Regions from separate parts of the Homo sapiens genome. Here region 1 is linked to region 2. A link is an interaction called in ENCODE POLR2A ChIA-PET data of the cell type or tissue named here. Cell type or tissue: PC-9. All regions are shown on one strand. Links, peaks and the distances in the headings refer to the core of each region. The heading gives the core; the rest is flanking DNA. Region 1 overlaps NWD1 (NACHT and WD repeat domain containing 1). Region 2 overlaps USHBP1 (USH1 protein network component harmonin binding protein 1).

Region 1 (11,340 bases), core at 3,348-8,347, 500 kb after region 2:
CTTGCCCTCTGTGCGGAAAGGAGAAGTAGGTCGGGAGGACATTTCGAGTGCAAAAAGGGGAAGGAAGGAGGTGAGCAATGCCAGGCAGGGTGGAGGTTGCAGGTGGGGAATGGGGGTCCCAGGTACCTCACCTTTCGGTCCAAGTTCAGTGGTTTCCCCACAAGTGGCAGAGTGATGAGCTTCTTGGTACCCTGGCTCCAGGTCCCTGAGAAGAAGTCGGCCAGGACGCCATGCCTCTTGGCTCTCTCGGATCCTGACAGGTAGCGCTCACGGACCACCTCGACCAGCTGTCTACAGAGAGGGTATACAGACTGATAGACCTGGGTGACCCATCAAGCTCAAAGGTGGCTGCTTGTCTTCCTGGAGGCAGTTCCCAAATCCCAAGCCATCCTAAACCACTCTGTTGACCACCTGTGCTATTTGATACATCACATCTATCTCTAAATTGGTCCGTGTTTTTTTTTTCCTTACATCAATTTACTTTCCTTACATACATTTCAAAGAGGAACATTTGAGCTCCTCCAAAATTTACACATAAAATAACTTACCACCTGACCCAGCAAATCCACTCCTGGGTATATACCGAGAATTAAGAAACAGGTGTTCAGGCTGGGTGCAGTGGCTCATGCCTGTGATCCCAGCACTTTGGGAGGCTGAGGCGGGTGCATCACCTGAGGTCAGGAGTTCAAGACCAGCCTGGCCAACGTGGTGAAACCCTGTCTGTACTAAAAAAAAGAATACAAAAATTAGCTGGGCGTGGTGGTGTGCTCTTGGGAGGCTGAGGCAGGAGAATCACTCCTCCCAGGTGGAGGTTGCAGTGAGCTGAGGTGGTGCCACTGCACTCCAGCCTGGGCAACAGAGAGAGACTCCAAAAAGAAAAAAGGAAAAAAAGAGAAAGAAGGAAAGAAAGAAAGAAAGAGAAAGAAAGGGAACAGGTGTTCAAACAAAACCTTACACATGCATGTTCACAACAGCAAAAACGTGGAAACAATGCAAGTGTCCATCCATAGACGAAGATAAACAAAACCTGGTCCATCCATACAATGAAATATTATGTAGCCATGAAAAGGAAGGAAGCACTGATCCCTGCTACAATGTGGATGAGCCCTGAGAACATAATGCTGAGTGAAAGAAGCCAGACACAAAAGGCCACATAGTGTGAGATTTCGTTGATCTGAAATGCCCAGAACAGGCAAATCCACAGAGACAGGAAGCAGATGAGTGGCTGCCAGGGGTTAGGGAAGGGGAATGAGGAGTGACGGCTGATGGGGACAGGGTCTCCTTTTGGGGAGATGAAAACGTTCTGGAACTAGACAGAGGTGAGGGGTGCAACATTATGAGTGTACTAAAATACCACTCAATTGTCAACTTTAAAATTCTGACTGGGCACAGTGGCTCACGCCTGTAACCCCAGCACTTTGGGAGGCCAAGGCGGGCAGATCACCTGAGGTCAGGAGTTTGAGACCAGCGTGGCCAACATGGTGAAACCCGTCTCTACTAAAAATACAAAAATTAGCTGGGTGTGGTGGCTCATGCTTGTAAACCTAGCTACTCAGGAAGCTAAGGCAGGAGAATCGCTGAAACCTGGGAGGCAGAGGTTGCAGTGAGCCAAGATTGTGCCGCTGCACTCTAGCCTGGGCAACAGAGCAAGACTCTGTCTCAAAAAATAATAAAATAAAATTAAATAAATAAAATAAAATGTGGTGAATTGGCCAGGCATGGTAGCTCACACCTGTAATCCCAGCACTTTGGGAGGCCGATGTGGGTGTGTCTCTTGAGCCCAGGAGCTCGAGACCAGCCTGGGCAATGTGGTGAGACCCCATCTCCACAAAAAAATTTAAAAATTAGCCAGGCATGGTGGTGCATGCCTGTAGTTCCAGCTACTCCGGAGGCTGAGGTGGGAGGGTTGCTTGAGTCCAGGAGTTTGAGGCTGCAGTGAGCCATGATGACAACCACTGTACTGCAGCCTGGGCGAGACCCTGTCTCAAAATACATAAAATAAAATAAAATAAAATAAAATAAAATAAAATAAAATAAAATGGTGAATTTTATGTTTCATGAACTTCACCTAGTTTAGTTTAGTTTAGTTTAGTTTAGTCTAGTTTAGTTTAGTTTGAAACAGGATCTCACTCTGTCACCCAGACTGGAGTGCAGTGGTACAGTCACGGCTCAGTGTGGCCTCAAACTCCTGGGCTCAAGTGATCCTCCCACCTCAGCCTCCCAAGTAGCTGGGACCACAAGTGTGTACCATCACACCCAGCTAATTTTCTTTTTTTTGAAATGGAGTCTCGCTCTGTTGCCAGGCTGGAGTACAGTGGTGCGATCTTGGCTCACTGCCACCTCTGCCTCCCAGGTTCAAGTGATTCTCCAGCCTCAGCCTCCCGAGCAGCTGGGATTACAGGCACGTGCCACCGCGTCTGGCTAATTTTTGTATTTTTAATAGAGACAGGGTTTCACCATGTTGGTCAGACTGGTCTCAAACTCCTGACCTCAGGTGATCCGCCACCTCAGCCTCCCAAAGTGCTAACACACCTAGCTAATTTTCTTATTTTTTTTGTAGAGATGGGGCCTCGCTACGTTGCCCAGGCTGATCTCCAACTCCTGGCCTCCAGCAATCCTCCTGCCCTGGCCCCACAAAGTGCTGGGATTATAGGCATGAGCCACTGCTTCCAGCCTCAACTCAATTTTAAAAATAAGTGAATTGTGTCAGAGTTCTAACTGGACTTGATTCCCTGGGAATGGTAAGTGAAGGATCTGATACTGAGAAGACCCCCGGCCAGTGAGTCCTCATTCTTGGGGTCCCACCCAGACAGTGTCGCTGCCACTGCTGCCTGGACCTACCTGTGGGCAATGGCCAGGAGGGTGAAGCCATCCACGGGCCGCCGGGCCAAGTAGTATCCCAGATCCCGACGAAGCCGCACCCACAGCAGGGGCGGGAAGCGCAGCAGCTCCTTGCTGGGCGGGGTCCAATCTCGGTACACATCCTGCAGGACCTCGTCGTCCAGGGACAAAACATCCTTCAGCTCCGCCTCCGAGAGACCGTGTCTGAAGGGAGGACCAGTGGGGCTTTGAGGCACATCTCATGTCTTCTGCATTTGGAGGATGCAGAATCCAAGAGAGGGAGGGATACAGCCACCCGCGCGGTGTCCAGCACATCACCTGGGATCAGCATTTGGACAGCGCCCACAAGGTACCAAGCACGGTTAGGGCAATACCCACCAAGGAAGACCTTTTCCGATTTTTTTTTTTTTTTTTTTTTTTTTTTTGAGACAGAGTTTCACTCTGTCGCCCAGGTTGGAGTGCAGTGGTGCAATCTCGGCTCACTGCAACCTCCGCCTCGCGGGTTCAAGCGATTCTCCTGCCTCAGTCTCCTGAGTAGCTGGGACTACAGGCGCCACCACGCCTGGCTAATTTTTGCATTTTTAGTAGAGACGGGGTTTCACCATGTTAGTCAAGCTGGTCTCCAACTCCTGACCTCGTGATCCACCTGCCTCGGTCTCCCAAAGTGCCAATCTTTTCCTCTGCATGCACACCTACAGAACCATAAATGGCCCGCTCCTCAACCTCGAAGGGGTCTGAGACAGACACTATAGGGAGGGAAGTGGTAACTCAAGGAAAATAATGCAGAAACCAACTGCACCTACCCCACTCCACCCTGGCCCACCAAGGCTTGTCTTTAAATTAGGATAATTGGGCTGGGCGTGGTGGCTCACACCTGTAATCCCTGCACTTTGGGAGGCTGAGGCAGGAGGACTGCTCGAGGCCAGAGCTCAAGACCAGCCTAGGCAACAAAGGGAGACCCCATCTCTACAAAAAAATTTAAAAATTAGCTGGGCATAGGGGCACACACCTGTAGTCCCTGCTACTCTAGAGGCTGAGGTGGGAGGATCACTTGAGCCCAGGAGGTTGAGGCTGCAGTGAGCTGTGATTACATCACTGCACTCCAGACTGGGCAAAAGAGTGAGGCCCTGTCTCTAAAATAAATACATAAATACATGAACAAATAAATACAAATAAAGTTAAACTGGTTAAAAATTAATAAAATTCAAAATGCGGTTTCTTGGTTGCATGAACCATCTTTCAAAGTTTTAAATTCAGTTTCTGAGTTGTGTGAAGCACCTTTCAAGTGTTCCATAGTTTTTGTGGCTTGTAGTTACCATATTGGTAATAATGTCATACCCAACACTGTACTCTTTCCAAAATTCTTTTTTTTTTTTTGAGACAGAGTCTCACTCTGTTGCCTAGGTTGGAGTTCAGTGGCGCCATCTCAGCTCACTGCAATCTCTGCCTCCTGGCTTCAAGCGATTCTCCTGCCTCAGCCTCCCATGTAGCTGGGACTACAGGTGTGCACCACCACGCCCGGCTAATTTTTGTATTTTTAGTAGAGATGGGGTTTCACTATGTTGGCCAGGCTGCTGTTCAACTCCTGATCTCAGGTGATCTGCCTGCCTCAGCCTCCCAAAGTGTTGGGATTAGGCGTGAGCCACTGCACCTGGCCTGCAAAATTCTATGATATGGTATCAGACAGAGCCTAGGAGATGTGCCCCTGGTCATGGGTGAACCGCTAGGTTGAGAGCCTATCTTCATCCCTGAAGACATCCCCTAAGCAATGCGAACCTCAGAGCGGGCACCTCACTTGGCACTCCCAGAGGACCCGCCTAGCCTGAATTGCAAAACAGGGCTGTGCATGGTCATCAGGCTTGCGTTTGAGCCTAGCTGGGAGACCTTGGTGAGGAATGTACCTTCTCTTTGCCTCAGTTTCCTCATCTGCCAAAAGCAAAACTGTTGAGGGCTAAGAAGAAAATGCACTAGTTCCTCTTTTTCTGAACTCTTATTCTGGCGAGTATGATCTCATTGGTCCTTCCAGTAGCCTTGGAGGATGGATGCTCTCCCAACCAGCCCCTCCATGCGGAGGAGGAAGTGAGGCTCCCAGAGGGCACAGGGCATGCTGAGTGCAGCGTTTCTTGGGCTCGCATGGTTGATGTTTGGGGTCAGATCATTTTTTAGGGTGGGGACCGTCCTGTGTGTTGTAGGGCAGCAGTCCCCAGTCTTTTTGGCACCAGGGACCGGTTTCTTGGAAGACAATTTTTTTCCCGCGGACCAGGGTAGGGGTGATGGTTTTGGGATGATCAAGTGCATCACACTTGCACACTTTATTTCTATTATTATTACATTGCAATATATAACGAAATAATTCTACAACTCCCCATCATGTAGAATCAGTGGGAGCCCTGAGCTTGTTTTCCTGAAAGTAGACAGTCCCATCTGGGGGTGATGGGAGACAGTGACAGGTCATCAGGCATTAGATTCTCATAAGGTTCAAGCAACCTAGATCCCTCATATGCGCAGTTCCCAACAAGGTTTGTGCTCTTATGAGAATCTAATGATGCTGCTGACCTGACAAGAGGGGGAGCTCGGGTGGTAATGGGAGTGATGAGGAGCAGCAAGAAGTGGCTGTAGATACAGATGAAGCTTCACTTGTTCGCCCACTGCTCACCTCCTGCTGTGCAGCCTGGTTCCTAACAGGCCACGGAGCAGTACCGGTACTGGGGGATGGGGACCCCTATTGTAGGATGTGTAGCAGTCTCCACCCAAGCCTCCACCCACTAGATGCTGGTAGCATGATAGACAGGCAGATGTATAGATAGGCATATAGATTATAGATAGACAGATTATATGGAGAGATAAATAAGAGATAGAGCAATAGATACAGAGATAGATAAACATAAAGATAAATAGACAGATGATAGATAAATAGATATAAATAGGCAGATAGACATATAGTTGACCCTTGAAGAACACAGGTTTGAACTGCATGAGTCCACTTATATGTGGATTTTCTTCCGCCTGTGCTGTCTCTGAGACAGCAAGACCAAGTCCCCTTCTCCTCCTCCCCTCTTCCTCCTCTTCCTCTGCCTACTCAATGTGAAGATGACAAGGATGAAGACCTTTGTGATATCCACTTCCACTTCATGAATAGTACATGTATTTTTCTTCCTTATTATTTTCTATTTTTTTGAGGCAGAGTCTTGCTCTGTCACCCAGGCTCAAGTGCAATGGCGTGATCTAGGCTCACTGCAACCTCCGCCTCCCAGGTTCAAGCAATTCTCGTACTCAGCCTCCCAAGTAGCTGGAATTAAAAGCATGAGCCACCATGCCCAGCCCCCCTTTATGATTTTCTTACTATCATTTTCTTTTCTCTACCTTGTTTTGTTGTAGGAATACAGTCTGTAATACATAGAACATATGAAATACATGTTCGTCGACCATTTATGTTACTGGTAAGGCTTCTGGTCAACAGTAGGCTATTAGTATTTAAGTTTTAGGGGAGTCAAAAGTTATACATCAATTTTGAGGTACGTTGGGAGACAGCTGGTTCCCCTAACTCCCAGTTTGTTCAAGAGCCAACTGTATATACAGAGATAGATTATAGGCCAGGTACGGTGGCTCACGCCTGTAATCCCAGCACTTTGGGAGGCCAAGGTGGGAGGATCGCTTGAGCCCAGGAGTTTGAGAGCAGCCTGGGCAACATAGTGAGACCCCATCTCTACTAAATAAATAAATAAATAAATAAATAAATAAGGCTGGATGTGGTGGCTCATTCCTGTAATCCTAGCACTTTGGGAGGCCAAGGTGGCAGATTATTTGAGGCCAGGAGTTCGAGACCAGCCTGGCCAATATGGCAAAACCCTGTCTCTACTAAAGATACAAAAATTAGCCAGGCATGGTGGTGCACGCCTGTAATCCCAGCTACTTGAGAGGCTGAGACATGAGAATCATTTGAACCTAGGAGGCGGAGGTTGCAGTGAGCTGAGATTGCACCACTGCATTCCAGGCTAAGCAACAGAGTGAGACTCTGTCTCAAAGAAAAAAAAGAAGAAATAAATAACTGGGTGTGGTGGCATGCACCTGTAGTCTCAGCTACTCAGAGGGGGCTGAGATGGGAGGATCGCTTGAGCCCAAGAAGTCAAGACTGCGGCGAGCTGTGATCGCTTCAGTGCACTCCAGTCTGGGTCAAGAGAGTGAGACCCTGTCCCCCCCCAAAAAAGAGAGAGAGAGATATTAATGATAGACAGGATCGATATAGATGAGAAATAGAGAGATAGATATAGAGATTTATTGATTGATTATAAATGACTAGATGGATAGAAATAGAGATGATAGATAAATAGATCATTTAAATAGGTGGATAGATTAAAATGATGTATTTGTAGATGTGGGATAGATATAGAGTTAGATAGGTATAGACAGATGGTAGAGAGATACAATGATAGATTACTAGAAGTGATAGAGATAGATTGAGACTATACATATTTATCGATGGGACATAGAGAAATATATAGATATATAGAGATAGACATAGATAGATAGATATGACGGATGGGTGGATGAATGGATGGATGGATGGAAGATAGAGATGATGGATGCAGGGAAGATAGAGATGATGTGTGGATGGATGGATGGATGGATGGATGGATGATAGAGATGATAGGTGGGTGGATGGATGGATGGCTATAGAGATGATGGATGGAAGGAAGATAGAGATGATGGATGGATGGATGGATGCTAGAGATGATGGATGGATGGAAGATAGAGATGATGGATGCAAGGAAGAATAGAGTGGATGGATGGATGGATGGAAGATAGAGATGATGGATAAAAGGAAGACAGATGATGGATGGAAGGATAGATGGACTTTAGAGAGAATGGGTGGAAGGATGGAAGATCGAGATGATGGATAGATGAATGGAAGATAGAGATGATGGATGGATGGATGGATGGATGGATGGATGGATGGATGGATGGAAAATAGAGATGATGGATGGGAGGAAGATAGAAATGATGGGCGGATAGACGGATGGATAGATGGATGGAAGATAGAGATGATGGGTGGATGGATGATAGAGATGATGGATGGAAAGAAGATAGAAACAATGGGTGGATGGATGGATGGATGGAAGATAGACATGATGGGTGGATGGATGGATGGAATATAGAGATGATGGATAGATGGATGGAAGATGGAGATGATGGATGGATGGATAGATGGATTTAGAGAGAATGGACGGAAGGATGGAAGATCGAGATGATGGATAGATGGATGGAAGATAGAGATGATGGACGGATGGATGAAAGGTCAAGATGATGGATAGATAGATGAATAGATGGATGGATGATAGAGATGATGGATGGAAGGAAGATCGAGATGATGGGTGGATGGATGGATGGATGGATGGATGGATAGATGGAAGATAGAGATGATGGATAAAAGGAAGATAGAGATGATGGATGGAAGGATAGATGGAATTTAGAGAGAATGGATGGAAGGATGGAGGATTGAGATGATGGATAGATGGATGGAAGATAGAGACAATGGATGGATGAAAGGTCGAATTGATGAATGGATGGATGGATGGATGGATGGATGGATGGATGGATGATAGAGATGATGGAGGGAGGGAGGGAGGGATTGATGGATGGATGAATGGATAGGGTCTCTCAGGCTAAGGCAAGGTTTCTTACTCTCTGCACTATCAACATCTGGGGCTGGATCATTCTCTAAAGTAGGACAATCCTTTGCACTGTAGGGTGTTAAACAGCATCCCTGGACTCCACTCAGTAAAGACACCAGGAGCACCACCCTGCTCAGTCATGACAACCAAAAATGCTTCCAGACACACTGTCTAGTGTCCCCTGTGGGGGGATGGGGGGCGTGGAGAACTATCCTGAGGTGACGACCTCTAGCCTAGAAGGATCTCAGGTCTGCTCCAAGAGCAAAGCTCTCACCATCCTGCCACATGGATCTGATGTGTAAGCATAACATATTTTCATGGAACTGGAGCAACCAAAATCATCCACCTTATCATCATGCTTTATAAACCACCTCCCCCGCCACCCCTGTGAGAGATCTGGCTTTACTAATTGGACCAGATATGGGACCAAGTAGGCCATTTGATTTCTGTCTCCCTGTACTTTGGAATTAGGACCCAAAGAAAAAGTCAGTAAGATGGCACCTGGTCACAGAAATATGGGCTCCTGATGCCAACTGTGGCTCAAGGCAAGCTGAAGTTCCAGAGGGGCCGAAGGAAGAGTCTACAAGAGGAGTTGATGTGCAGAGAGGACCCCAGAGGGAGAAGGAAGGAGAAGCTGCTCTGATTTTTATGACAGTTTCCATGACAACTCACTTCCTCCAAGTCAACTTCAACAGAATGGCCCAATGGGCCACCCCTCTATTCTGGAACATGCCCCAGTTGTTATTTGCACTGTTTTTGGAGACAGGGTCTTGCTCTGTTGCCCAGACTGGAGTGCAGTGGCATGATCACAGCTCACTGCAGCCATGACCTCCTGGCTCAACAAATCCTCCTGCCTCAGCCTCCCGAGTAGCTGGGACTACAGGTGTGAGCCACCACGCCCAGCTAATATTTTTACTTTTCACTGAGGCAGGGGCTCTCACTTTGTTGCCCAGGCTGGTCTTGAACTCCTGGGCTCAAGTAATTCTCCCACCTTGGCCTCCCAAAGTGCTGGGATTACGGGTGTGAGCCACCACACCACGCCGTATTTGTACTCTTATAGAGTGTAAGCCAGTCGGGAAATCTGGGATATGTCCCCTGGAGTCAGCTATAAGACAGACTTGAATTTCCCTAACTCTTCATTGGAAGGAAGCCCAGTGGCACAATTATGGCTTACTGCAGTCTTCAACTCCTGTGCTCAAGTGATCCTCCCATCTCAGCCTCCGGAGTAGCACCACCATGCTCAGCTAATTAAAAAAAATTGTTGTATAGACAGGGGCCTCACTCTGTTGTCTAGGCTGGTCTCAAACTCCTGGATTCAAGTGATCCTCCCACCTCAGCCTCCCAAAACGCTGGCATTACAGGAGTGAGCTACTGCACCCAGCATATTCTCTTATTTCCTACACTAGCATGAATGTGTTTCTATTTCTGGCAAAGAAACAGGCAGAAAGACCTCCTCGTTGGGTTGACCACCACCCTCTAGATGAATTTGTGGTAACCGACAAAGGTCTGAAATGGCACAGGCTGAGAAAAAAAAAAAACAACCCTAAAACTGAGAAGAGGCAAAACTATGTCGTCCAGCATTTTGGATGATGGTTTTGAGTGTTTGCTGTTGGCCAGTTGCAGTAAAGGCAAAGTTTTGTTCCTTGGCGTCTCTGCCAATTGGCAGAGGACAAACTCAGAGGAGGGAGTGTGGCTGCTTGGGTGCTTCTGATTAACCCCTTCCTCTCTGCTGCTTGTTATTTTTGCTTTTGCTTCCTTCCTTCCTTCCTTCCTTTCACTTTTTCTTCTTCTTCTTCCCTTCTTCTTTTCTTTCCTTCCTTTCTTCTTTCCTCTTTCCTTCTTTCCCTTTTTCTCTCTTTCTCTTTCTTTCTTTCCTTTATCTCTTCTTTCCTTCTTTTTTTTTCTTTCTTACTATCTTCCTTCCTTCCTTCCTTCCTTCTCTTTCTCTTTCTTTTTGAGATGGAGTCTTCCTTTGTCGCCCAGGCTGGAGCACAGTGGCACTATCTCAGCTCACTGCAACCTCTGCCTCCCGGGTTCAAGTGATTCTCCTGCCTCAGCCTCCCAAGCAGCTGGGATTACAGGTGACCGCCACCATGCCGGGCTAATTTTTGTATTCTTAGTTGAGATGAGGTTTCACCATGTTGACCAGACTGGTCTCAAATTCCTGACTTCAAGTGATCCACCTGCCTTGGCCTCCCAAAGTGCTGCGATTAAAAGCGTAAGCCACCATGCCAGGCCTCTTTCCTTCCTTCCTCCCTTCCTTCCTTCCTTCCTTTCTCTTTCTTTCTCTCTTCCTTTCTTTCTCTCTCCTTCCTTCCTTCCTTTCCTTCTTTCACTCTTCCTTTCTGTCTCCTTCCTTCCTGTCTGCCTTTCTTCCCTCTTTCTCTCTCTCTTTCTTTCTTTTTCTTGCTATATCCAAAAAGCAATATATGCTTGTTACTTTTGACTCCTCATCCATACCTGGCTGGCATCTCTGAGCAATGGCCCCAGACTATCATGACCCAAGTTTATTGCATTTTTTTTTTTTTTTTTGAGATCGAGTTTTGCTCTTGTTGCCCAGGCTGGAGTGCAATGGCGTGATCTCGGCTCACGGCAACCTCCACCTCCCGGATTCAAGTGATTCTCCTACCTCAGCCTCCCAAGTAGCTGGGATTACAGGCATGCACCACCACGCCTGGCTAATTTTTTGTATTTTTAGTGGAGACAGAGTTTCTCCATGTTTTGTCAGGCTGGTCTCCAACTCCCAACCTTGGGTGATCCGCCCGCCTCGGCCTCCCAAAGTGCTGGAATTACAGGTGTGAGCCACCACGCCTGGCCTAGTTTATTG
Region 2 (10,319 bases), core at 1-5,000:
TGGGAGGCCGAGGCAGGCAGATCGTTTGAGCTCAGTAGTTCAAGACCAGCCCTTGTAACATGGCGAAAGTCCTTCTCTACCAAAACTACAAACAAATTAGCTGGGCATGGTGGTGTGCCCGCGTAGTACCAGCTACTTGGGAGGCTGAGGTGGGAGGATGCCTTGAGTCTGGGAGGTGGAGGCTGCAGTGAGCTGAGATTGCACCACTGCACTCCAGCCTGGGTGACAGAGTGAGACCCTGTCTTTTTTTTTTTTTTTTTTTTTTTTGAGACAGAGTTTCACTTTTGTCGCCCAGGCTAGAGTCCAATGGTCCGATCTCGGCTCACTGCAACCTCTGCCTCCCGGGTTCAAGGGATTCTCCTGCCTCAGCCTCCCGAGTAGCTGGGATTACAGGCTCCCACTACCACACCCGGCTAATTTTGAATTTTTAGTAGAGACGGGGTTTCTCCATATTGGTCAGGCTGGTCTCGAACTCCTGACCTCAGGTGATCCACTTGCCTCGGCCTCCCAAAGTGCTGGGATTACAGGCGTTAGGCACTGCGCCCGGCCGCAGCTAATTTTTTATGAAGACGGATTCTCGGCCAGGCGCGGTGGCTCACGCCTGTAATCCCAGCACTTTGGGAGGCCGAGGTGGGCAGATCACAAGGTCAGGAGATCGAGACCATCCTGGCTAACACGGTGAAACCTCGTCTCTACTAAAAATCCAAAAAAAAAAAAAAAAATTAGCCGGGCGTGGTGGCAAGCGCCTGTAGTCCTACCTTCTTGGGAGGCTGAGACAGGAGAATGGCGTGAACCCGAGAGGTGGAGCTTGCAGTGAGCCGAGGTTATGCCACTGCACTCCAGCCTGGGCGACAGAGCAAGACTGCGTCTCAAAAAAAAAAAAAAAAAAGACGGATTCTCACTCTGTTGCCTATGCTGGTCTCAAACTTCTGGCTTCAAGCAATCCTCCCACCTCAGCCTCCCAAAGTGCTGGGGTTACAGGCATGCATCACCGCACCTGGCCACCATGTGGTCTTGATGGAAGGTGGTGCCTAGTGGGGTATGTTGGTGTGACAGGGACCACCAAAGATGGCATAGATTCCATCGTGGCCAGTGAGATGGAAGGTGATGGACCCTACCAGGATTGGCATGAACTTAACCCACCTATGCCTGCCAGTGTTGACATAGGCACCTTTTCTGTTTTCTATAGCCCTGAAGGCAGCAGTGTGGATAAGCCCACCCCACAGGAAGTGGCTTTCCAGCTCCGAAGCTATGTCCAGCGTCTCCAGGAGCGCCGTTCTCTAATGAAGATTCTCTCAGAGCCTGGCCCCACCTTGGCACCCATGCCCACTGTGCCCCGTGCAGAAGCCATGGTGCAGGCCATTCTGGGGACCCAGGCTGGCCCAGCTCTTCCCCGACTGGAGAAGACACAAATTCAGCAGGACCTGGTGGCCGCAAGGGTACAAATGGGCTGTGGCCACTGTGTCAGTCTTTCTTGGTGGGACAAAATCCTTTACTGAGGTCGGGGGACCAAGGAGCAAAGGAGAATTCTGCTGGGCTGAGTGCAGGCATTGTGAAGGGAGAATTGGAGCTGGGGTTTTGAGGGATTAATAGGAGTTTGTTTTCTGGGGTTCAGTTTCTCATTAGACTACAAATCTGGCTCTCCAAAATGCCCTTCCTATGGGAAGAGATGGGAGCAAAGAACACAATCTTGGGTTTGTAGCTTGGCATGAAAAACTTGAGGTTCTGGAGTTAGAGAAACTCCAGAAGCTTTGACAGAACTAATACTTGACCTATGTAAGCTACTTGCCCCTCTAGGAAATGCCATTTCTACAGCTGTAGCTTTTATGGGAGGAAGATATTTCCACCTCACAAGAACATGGTGAATGGTGAAGGTCCTAGTTTGTTTGTTTGTTTGTTTGTTTTTTGAGACGGAGTCTTGCTCTCACCCAGGCTGGAGTGCTGTGGCGCTATCTTGGCTCACTGCAGCCTCTGCCCCACTGCCGGGTTCAAGTGATTCTCCTGCCTCAGCCTCCCAAGTAGCTGGGATTACGGGTGTGCACCACCACACCTGGCTAATTTTTGTATTTTTAATGGAGACGGGTTTTCACCATGTTGGCCAGGCTCGTCTCGAACTCCTGACCTCAGGTAATCCACCCACTTTGGCCTCCCAAAGTGCTGGGATTACAGGCATGAGCCACTGCGCCTGGCCAAAAGTCACAGTTTTTGTCTGAATAGTCCTCAGTGGGTGCCTCTTGGGGCCTCAGTTTCCCTGCAGTTGACCGTAGAAGCATAAATTCTCTCCCCTCTCCTTGGTCCCACAGGAGGCCCTGGCGGACCTGATGCTTCGGCTGCAGCTGGTGCGGCGTGAGAAGCGGGGCCTAGAGCTGCGGGAGGCTGCCCTCCGAGCCCTGGGTCCAGCTCACGTGCTCCTGCTGGAGCAGCTGCGGTGGGAACGGGCAGAGCTCCAGGCTGGTGGGGCAAACAGCAGTGGCGGACATAGCAGCGGAGGTGGCAGCAGCGGGGACGAGGAAGAGTGGTATCAGGTGAGCTGCCCTGCCTGAACCTGGTAGGGGAGTAGCTTACTAATGAGAACATAGCCCTTGTCAATCACAGCCTTTTTTTTTTTGTTTTTTTTGAGACGGAGTTTGGCTCTTGTTGCCCAGGCTGGAATGCAATGTTGCAATCTCGGCTCACCACAACCTCCGCCTCCCAGGTTCAAGAGATTCTCCTGTCTCAGCCTCCTGAGTAGCTGGGATTACAGACACGCACCACCACATCTAGCTATTTTTTGTATGTTTTGTAGAGATGCAGTTTTGTAGAGTTGCAGTTCACCATGTTAGCCAGGCTGCTCTCGAACTCCTGGCCTCAAATGTTTCGCCTGCCTCCACCTCCCAAAGTGCTGAGATTACAGGCATGAGTCGCCGCACCTGTCCTTAATGCAGCTCTTTAAATCATCTCTCCTACCTCCAAGCCTTTGTATATTCTGTGTCCCTGCCAGGAACACCGGTCACTTCCCTCTTTGTGTCATAAAGTCCTCGACCTCCTGTAGATCTCAGCTTAGACATCACCTCCTCAAGGAAGCCCTCCTGGAGTGACTTCAGATGCGGTTTCCTGTTATTTATTTCCCTTATCACAGTGGTCCCAGCTACTCGGGTGGCTGAGGTGGGAGGATCACTTGAACCCGGAGTTGGAGGCTTCAGCGAGCCACGATTATGTCATTTCACTCCAGCCTGGGCCACACAGCGAGACCTCATCTCTTTTTTTTTTTTTTGAGACAGAGTTTTGCTCTTGTTGCCCAGGCTGGAGTGCAATGGCCCGATCTTGGCTTACCACAACCTCCACCTCCTGGGTTCAAGTGATTCTCCTGCCTCAGCCTCCTGAGTAGCTGGGACTACAGGCACGCGCCACCACGCCCGGCTAATTTTTGTATTTTTAGTGTAGATGAGGTTTCCCCATGTTACTAAGGCTGGTCTCGAACTCTGAACCTCAGGTGATGCGCCCGCCTCAGCCTCCCAAAGTGTTGGGATTACAGGCTTGAGCCACTGCACCCGGCTTATTTATTATTATTTTTTATTTTTTTTGAGGCAGAGTGTCGCTCTGTAGCCCAGGCTGGAGTGCAGTGGTGCAATCTCGGCTCACTGCAAGCTCCGCCTCCCGGGTTCACGCCATTCTCCTGCCTCCGCCTGCCGAGTAGCTGGGACTACAGGCGCCCGCCACCACACCCGGCTAATTTTTTTTGTATTTTTTTAGTAGAGACGGGGTTTCATTGTGTTAGCCAAGATGGTCTCGATCTCCTGACCTTGTGATCCACCTGCCTCAGCCTCCCAAAGTGCTGGGATTACAGGCGTGAGCCACCGTGCCTGGCCAATTTTTGTATTTTTTAGTAGAGATGGGGTTTCACCATGTTGGCCAGGCTGGTGTAGAACTCCTGACCTCAGGTGATCTGCCCACCTCAGCCTCCCAAAGTACTGGGATTACAGCCATGAGCCACAGCGCCTGGCCTTTAATTTTTTTTTTCTTTTTTTTTTTTTTTGGGAAACGGATCTTGCTCTGTCACCCAGGCTGGAGTGCAGTGGTGCGATCTTGGCTCACTGCAATCTCTGCGTCCCAGGTTCAAGCGATTCTCCTGCTTTGGCTTCCCGAGTAGCTGGAATTACAGGCGTGCACCACCACACCCAGCTAATTTTTGTATTTTTAGTAGTGACAGGGTTTCACCATGTTGGCCAGGCTGCTCTCAAACTCCTGACCTCAGGCTGATCCGCCCGTCTCGGCCTCCCAAAGTGCTGGGATTACAGACGTGAGCCACCACGTCCAGCCTAATTTTTAAAAAATTATTATTGGCCAGGCACGGTGGCTCACACCTGTAATCCCAGCACTTTGGGAGGCCGAGGCGGGTGGATCATGAGGTCAGGAGTTCAAGACCAGCCTGGCCAACATGGTGAAACCCTGTCTCTACTAAAAATACAAAAAAATTAGCTGGGCATGGTGGCACGTGCCTGTAATCCCAGCTACTCCAGAGGCTGAGACAGAGAATTGCTTAAACCTGGAGGGGTGGAGGTTGCAGTGAGCCGAGATTGCGCCACTGCACTCCAGCCTGGGCGACGAGACTCCGTCTCAAAAAAAAAAAAAGAAAAAAAAATTATTACTGTCCGGGCACGATGGCTCATGCCTGTAATCCCAGCCTGTAATCTTAGCACTTTGGGAGGCCGAGTTGGGCGGATCACGAGGTCAGGAGATCGAGACCATCCTCGCTAACACGGTGAAACCCTGTCTCTACTAAAAATACAAAAAATTAGCTGGGGATGGTGGCGGGCGCCTGTAGTCCCAGCTACTCGGGAGGCTGAGGCAGGAGAATGGCGTGAACCCGGGAGGCAGAGCTGGCAGTGAGCTGAGATCACGCCAGTGCACTCTAGCCTGGGCGACAGAGCGAGACTCTTCTCAAAAAAAAAATTATTATTATTTCAAACAAGGATTAGACAGGAGGAAGGACTTCCAGTGGATCTCTAGTTTTTGTTTTTGTTTTTTTGTTGTTTTTTTTTTTGAGACAGAGTCTCACTGTGTTGCTCAGGCTAGAGTGCAGTGCTGCGATCCCAGCTTACTCCAACCTCTGCCTCCCAGCTTCAAGTGATTCTCCTGCCTCAGCCGCCCAGTTAGTTGGGACTCCAGGTGCCCGCCACCATGCCTGGCTAATTTTTTTTTTTGAGACCGTATCTTACTCTGTTGCCCAGGCTGGAGTGCAGTGGCATGATCTTGGCTCACTGCAACCTCCGCCTCCCAAGTTCAAGCGATTCTCCTGCCTTAGCCTCCCAAGTAGCTGGAATTACAGGGGTCTGCCACCATGCCAGACTAATTTTTATATTTTTAGTAGAGACAGGGTTTCACCATGTTGACCAGGCTGGTCTTGAACGCCTGACCTCAAGTGATCCACCCGTCTTGGCCTCCCAAAGTGCTGGGATTACAGGCATGAGCTACCACACCTGGCCCCTAAATTTTATTTTTAGAGATGAGGTTCGAGACCAGCCTGGCCAACATGGTGAAACTCCGTCTCTACTAAAAATACGAAAAGTAGCCGGGTCTGGTGGCATGTGTCTGTAATCCCAACTACTTGGGAGGCTGAGGCAGGAGAATCGCTTGAACCTGGGAGGCGGAGGTTGCTGTCAGCCAAGATCGTGCCACTGTACTCCAGCCTGGGTGGCAGAGTGAGACTCTGTCTCAAAAAAAATTTTTTTTAATTAAATAGGATATTTCCCTTATCAGAGTATAATTTTGCTCTTATTGGTATATCGAACCAGATGTGGGTCTCTGAGAGCACAGCAGCTGCCACTGTCTGGGCAGCTCCAATGTCCAGTGTGGGCCAAGCACGGACTTGGCCTAGGTTAATGTCACTTTCTTGTCTTCTGCCTCCCTTAGGGCCTTCCTGCTGTCCCTGGTGGCACCAGTGGCATTGATGGTGGCCAGGTGGGCAGAGCCTGGGACCCAGAGAAGTTAGCCCAGGAACTGGCAGCATCGCTCACCAGGTGTGTGCCTGGGTCCTGGGCTGTGCGGGGGGTGGGCAGGCAGCCTATGTGAGAGCCCCCGGGGGTGTCGTCTGCAGTAGAAGCTAAGGTGTACCCCGGTGTACAGGTGTGTTTACATGACAATACTGTGGGCAGGTGGGTAGGAGGAGACCTGGGAAACAGGATCGGCTGGGGCTGTGAGCCCCCTCTCTTCTCCTTCGCAACAGGACACTGGACCTGCAGGAGCAGCTGCAGTCTCTGCGCAGGGAGCTGGAACAGGTGGCTCAGAAGGGGCGAGCCAGACGGTCTCAGAGTGCCGAGCTGAACAGGGATTTATGCAAAGCCCACAGGTAGGACTGTTCTGCATCCCCCCAATCCCCCTGGCACCATCCCCCACCAGGATATCAGAAGTATCCCTGGCTGTCTCTGGGCCTTAGCATTCCCCACTGCCCCAAGATAGGCAGTAACGGTCAGGTGTGGTGGCTCACACCTGTAATCCCAGCATGTTGGGAGGCTGAGGCCAGCAGATCACTTGAGGTCAGGAGTTTGAGACCAGCCTGGCCAACGTGGTGAAACCCCATCTCTACTAAAAATACAAAAATTAGCTAGGCGTCTTTGCACGTGCCTGTAATTCCAGCTACTTGAGAGACAGGAGAATTGCTTAAACCCAGGAGGTGGAGGTTGTGGTGAGCAGAGATCACACCACTGCACTCCAGCTTGGGTGACAGAGCAAGACTCTGTCTAAAAAAAAAAAAAAAAAAACAACAGGCTGGGCCAGGCGCAGTGGCTCACGCCTGAAATCCCAGCACTTTGGGAGGCCAAGGTGGGCAGATCACCTGAGGTCGGGAGTTCGAGACCAGCCTGACCAACATGGAGAAACCCCATCTCTACTAAAAATACAAAATTAGCCAGGCGTGGTGGCGCATGCCTGTGATCCCAGCTACTCGGTAGGCTGAGGCAGGAGAATCGCTTGAACCCGGGAGGCAGAGGTTGCAGTGAGCCGAGATTGTGCCATTGCACTCCAGCCTGGGCAACAAGAGCGAAACCCCATCTCAAAAAACAACAACAAGAAAAAACAGGCTGGGCATGGTGGCTCACGCCTGTAATCCCAGCACTTTGGGAGGCTGAGGCAGGCGGATCACCTGAGGTCAGGAGTTCAAGACCAGTCTGGGCAACATGGTCAAACCCTGTCTCTATTAAAAAATACAAAAAAATTAGCTGGGCGTGGTGGTGGGCGCCTGTAATCCCAGCTACTTGGGAGGCTAAGGCAGGAGAATCACTTGAACCCTCGAGGCAGAGGTTGTAGTGAGGGGAGATCTTACCATTGCACTCCAGCCTGGGTGACAAGCGCGAAATTCTGTCTCAAACAACAACAACAACAACAACAAAAGACCAGCTAGCTGGGACCCTTGGAGACCCAATGTGAAAGAGCCCCCATTCTGGGAGTGGGAGTACACGGCCCTTGCCTTGGGTGGACTCGGGGGCTGTTTCCTGACCCAGCCACCCACCCCTTCCAGCGCCCTGGTCCTGGCCTTCCGAGGAGCCCACCGGAAGCAGGAAGAGCAACGCCGGAAGTTGGAGCAGCAGATGGCACTCATGGAGGCTCAGCAGGCCGAGGAGGTGGCGGTGCTCGAAGCCACTGCAAGGGCCCTGGGGAAGCCCAGGCCTCCCCTCCCGCCTCCCCAGCTTGGGGACACCTTTCTGTAGGCCCCTTACCCAGCCATGTCTGGACATGCCAGACAGCTGTGGCATGTCATAAACTGTCCTGGAGTGACATCATGTCATGTTGCATGATTTGGCATGTTGGGGCACATTTGGCGTGAGGGAAGCTGGTGCACATGGGTGTCCAGGGCCTGATGGGGTGTGGCCAGGCAATGAAGAAAGACTCAGGTGTCTTTGGCCTGGCACCAAGTGGAATGTGAACTTCATATCAGTGGGGTCAGGCCAGAAGCAACCTGGGCTATGGGACCAGGTCCCTGGGACTGACGCATTTCGGGGGTCCGTGAGGTTGCATAGCCACAGCTGAAGTTCCAACTGGCCTGTCTCCCGAAGCCCAGGGAGGGATTCATGGGGACTGGACAGAGCTTCTCCTGGCAGCCCCTTCCCAGGGAGATGCTGGGTTTGGCTGGCAGATTTTCCTGAAGGGGGCCGGGCTCAGTGGTGCACATCTGTAATCCCAGCATTTTGGGAGGCCAAGGTGGGTAGATCACTTGAGCCCAGGAGTTCAAGACCAGCCTGGGCAACATGGCAAAACCCCATTTCTACAAAAAAATACAAAAATTAGCCAGGCGTGGTGGCATGTGCCTATAAAGATATTTAGGAGGCTAAAGTGGGAGGGTAACTTGAGCTTGGGAAGTGGAGGTTGCAGTGAGCTGAGATCACGCCACTGCACTCCAGTCTGGGTCACAGAGTAAGACCTTGTCTCAAAAAAAAAAACAGGCCAGGCGTGGTGACTCATGCCTGTAATCCCAGCACTTTGGGAGGCTGAGGCGGGGAGGATCACCTGAGGTCAGGAGCTTGAGACCAGCTTGGCCAACATGGTGAAACCCCCGTCTCTACTAAAAATACAAAAATTGGCTGGGTGTTGTGGCACATGCCTGTAATCCCGGCTACTCGGGAGACTGAGGCAGGATAATTGCTTGAACCTGAGAGGCGGGGGTTGCAGTGAACCGAGATCGCGCCAACAACAAGATCGTGCCCGGGCAATAAGAGCAAAACTCTGTCTCTAAATAAATAAATAAAACACAAAACAAAACAAAAAGGAGGGAGACTGAAGCTGGAATGGTTCAGATTCAGGGTGTGGATGACGAGTTGCTACTAACTCAAAGCTAAGGTCAAGGGTTTCTGGACTCCATGTGGTCGAGCTTGCCTGTAATCCCAGTATCTCAGGAGGCCGAGGGAGGAGGACTGCTTGAGCCCAGGGGTTTAAGACCAGCCTAGGCAAAATAGGAGAGTCTGTCTCAAAAATAAATAAATAAAATAAGGTAAAGGGTTTCTGGGTGGGGGACAGGCATAGCAAAGGTAATAGTCTGGGACTCAGGGGGCGTTGTACTTCAAGAGAAACTCAGAATGAATGCCAATGGTGGCCAGTTCCAGCTTTCTCCTGGGGGCCCAGGAGCTGTGGGACGTGTCAGGTTAATAGCAGGCAATGAATTAGCATGTCATTTGCATAAGTCACATCTCCCTGCCCCTCCACACCAGGACTGGCTGAGTCTGGGAAAGGGGAGCTTGGAACGACCCAGCCAAGCTTGGATTAGTGGCCAGCTGTCCCCCTTCAGGGTGGCAGCTGAAACCCGAGACAGGGATTAGAAAGACTTTCATTCCCAGCCTTGGGGGCAGGTGCTCCAGGCCTCACCTGTGCAGGTGTGTTCACCGCCTCTCCCAGGGCAGGACCACGTCAGCCTGAGGTCAGCGCCAGTCAGCGGCCTGGACTTGAATCCAGTCAACCTGACCCCAGAAACAGAACAAGAAGTATGGTGGCGAGCACAGTCCCCTCCAGCGAGGGCTGGGGCTAGTCACCTTCCGACCCACACGCTGTCCCTGGACTTGGGCCAACTTTGAAGAAAGCAGGGAAATGGAGGCAGACCACCTTGCTCGTGTTGGGGTGGGGCAGAGAAGCTGAATTTCTTCCCTGTACCCTGCCGAGCCCCAGAGTCTAAGACCTGAGTTCCTGGTCCCACCAGGTTGCCTGTGGAGGGGCAAAGGGAGCCAAGGTCACATGTGGGAGGACGGAGACAGGTTCCCAGGCTGCCCCAGCAGGATCTGGCCATTCCCACGGGTGCCCCCTCAGCAGATGGGCCTAGGCCCCTTTGTCCCTGGTTTGCGGCCGCCGCAAGGTCAAATGTTACTGCAGGGCCGCGGGCAGGGGTCAGGGAGGCGGGGTAGAGCCTTGATCCACCCCCAGGCGGGCCCCAGGGGGCACAGGGGTGGCCAGGCTACTGGAAGGGGGTGGGGCAGCCTTTGGGACTGGAACTACTGGAGTTTCTGGGATCTGCGATGGTCTTTCTTCCCCCATCTCCCACCCAGCTCTCAGCTGCCTCGCAAGACTTGTCTCCCCCAAACCTAGTTCTTTGCTCCCTCCCCTTCACAATCCCCTCAAGATTCCTTGAGTCTTCTCTCCCTCTTCTTTTTTTTTTTTTTTTTGAGACAGGGTCTTGCTCACGCTGGAGTGGAGTGACGTGACGTGATTATAACCCACTGCAGCCTTGAACACCTGGGCTCAAGACGGGTCTCACTTTATTGCCCCGGCTGGTCTTGAACTCCTGGTCTCAAGAGATCCTCCTGACTTGGCCTCCCAAAGTGTTGGGATTACAGGCGTGAGCCACAGCGCCTGTCTCTCAT

What was found. ChIA-PET counts read pairs that join two places held together with the same protein. Peaks named below come from ENCODE experiments on the same cell type or tissue, not always from the same donor. Only the 100,000 strongest peaks of a DNase experiment are listed, where the experiment ranks them.
Region 1: POLR2A ChIA-PET joins it to region 2 with 10 read pairs; 2 of 35 experiments call an interaction of 5 or more read pairs at or near these places.

What each region holds. Positions count from the first base shown.
Region 1 is chr19:16,750,930-16,762,269 of GRCh38, reverse strand. It overlaps NWD1 (NACHT and WD repeat domain containing 1), which reads right to left. Exons shown (of 19, transcript NM_001007525.5): 7 at 2,842-3,045; 8 at 132-291. Among named protein-coding and RNA genes, the nearest start is that of NWD1, 37 kb to the right of the region's middle. In PC-9, for the core only: no CTCF peak of the experiment used is centred there; no DNase peak of the experiment used is centred there.
Region 2 is chr19:17,247,591-17,257,909 of GRCh38, reverse strand. It overlaps USHBP1 (USH1 protein network component harmonin binding protein 1), which reads left to right. Exons shown (of 13, transcript NM_031941.4): 9 at 1,190-1,439; 10 at 2,304-2,525; 11 at 5,893-5,999; 12 at 6,206-6,328; 13 at 7,496-8,739. The coding sequence ends at 7,685. Among named protein-coding and RNA genes, the nearest start is that of NR2F6, 6.8 kb to the right of the region's middle. RefSeq lists enhancers at 8,210-9,158, 9,159-10,108. In PC-9, for the core only: no CTCF peak of the experiment used is centred there; a DNase peak (open chromatin) is centred at 2,559; H3K27ac peaks cover 1,335 bases.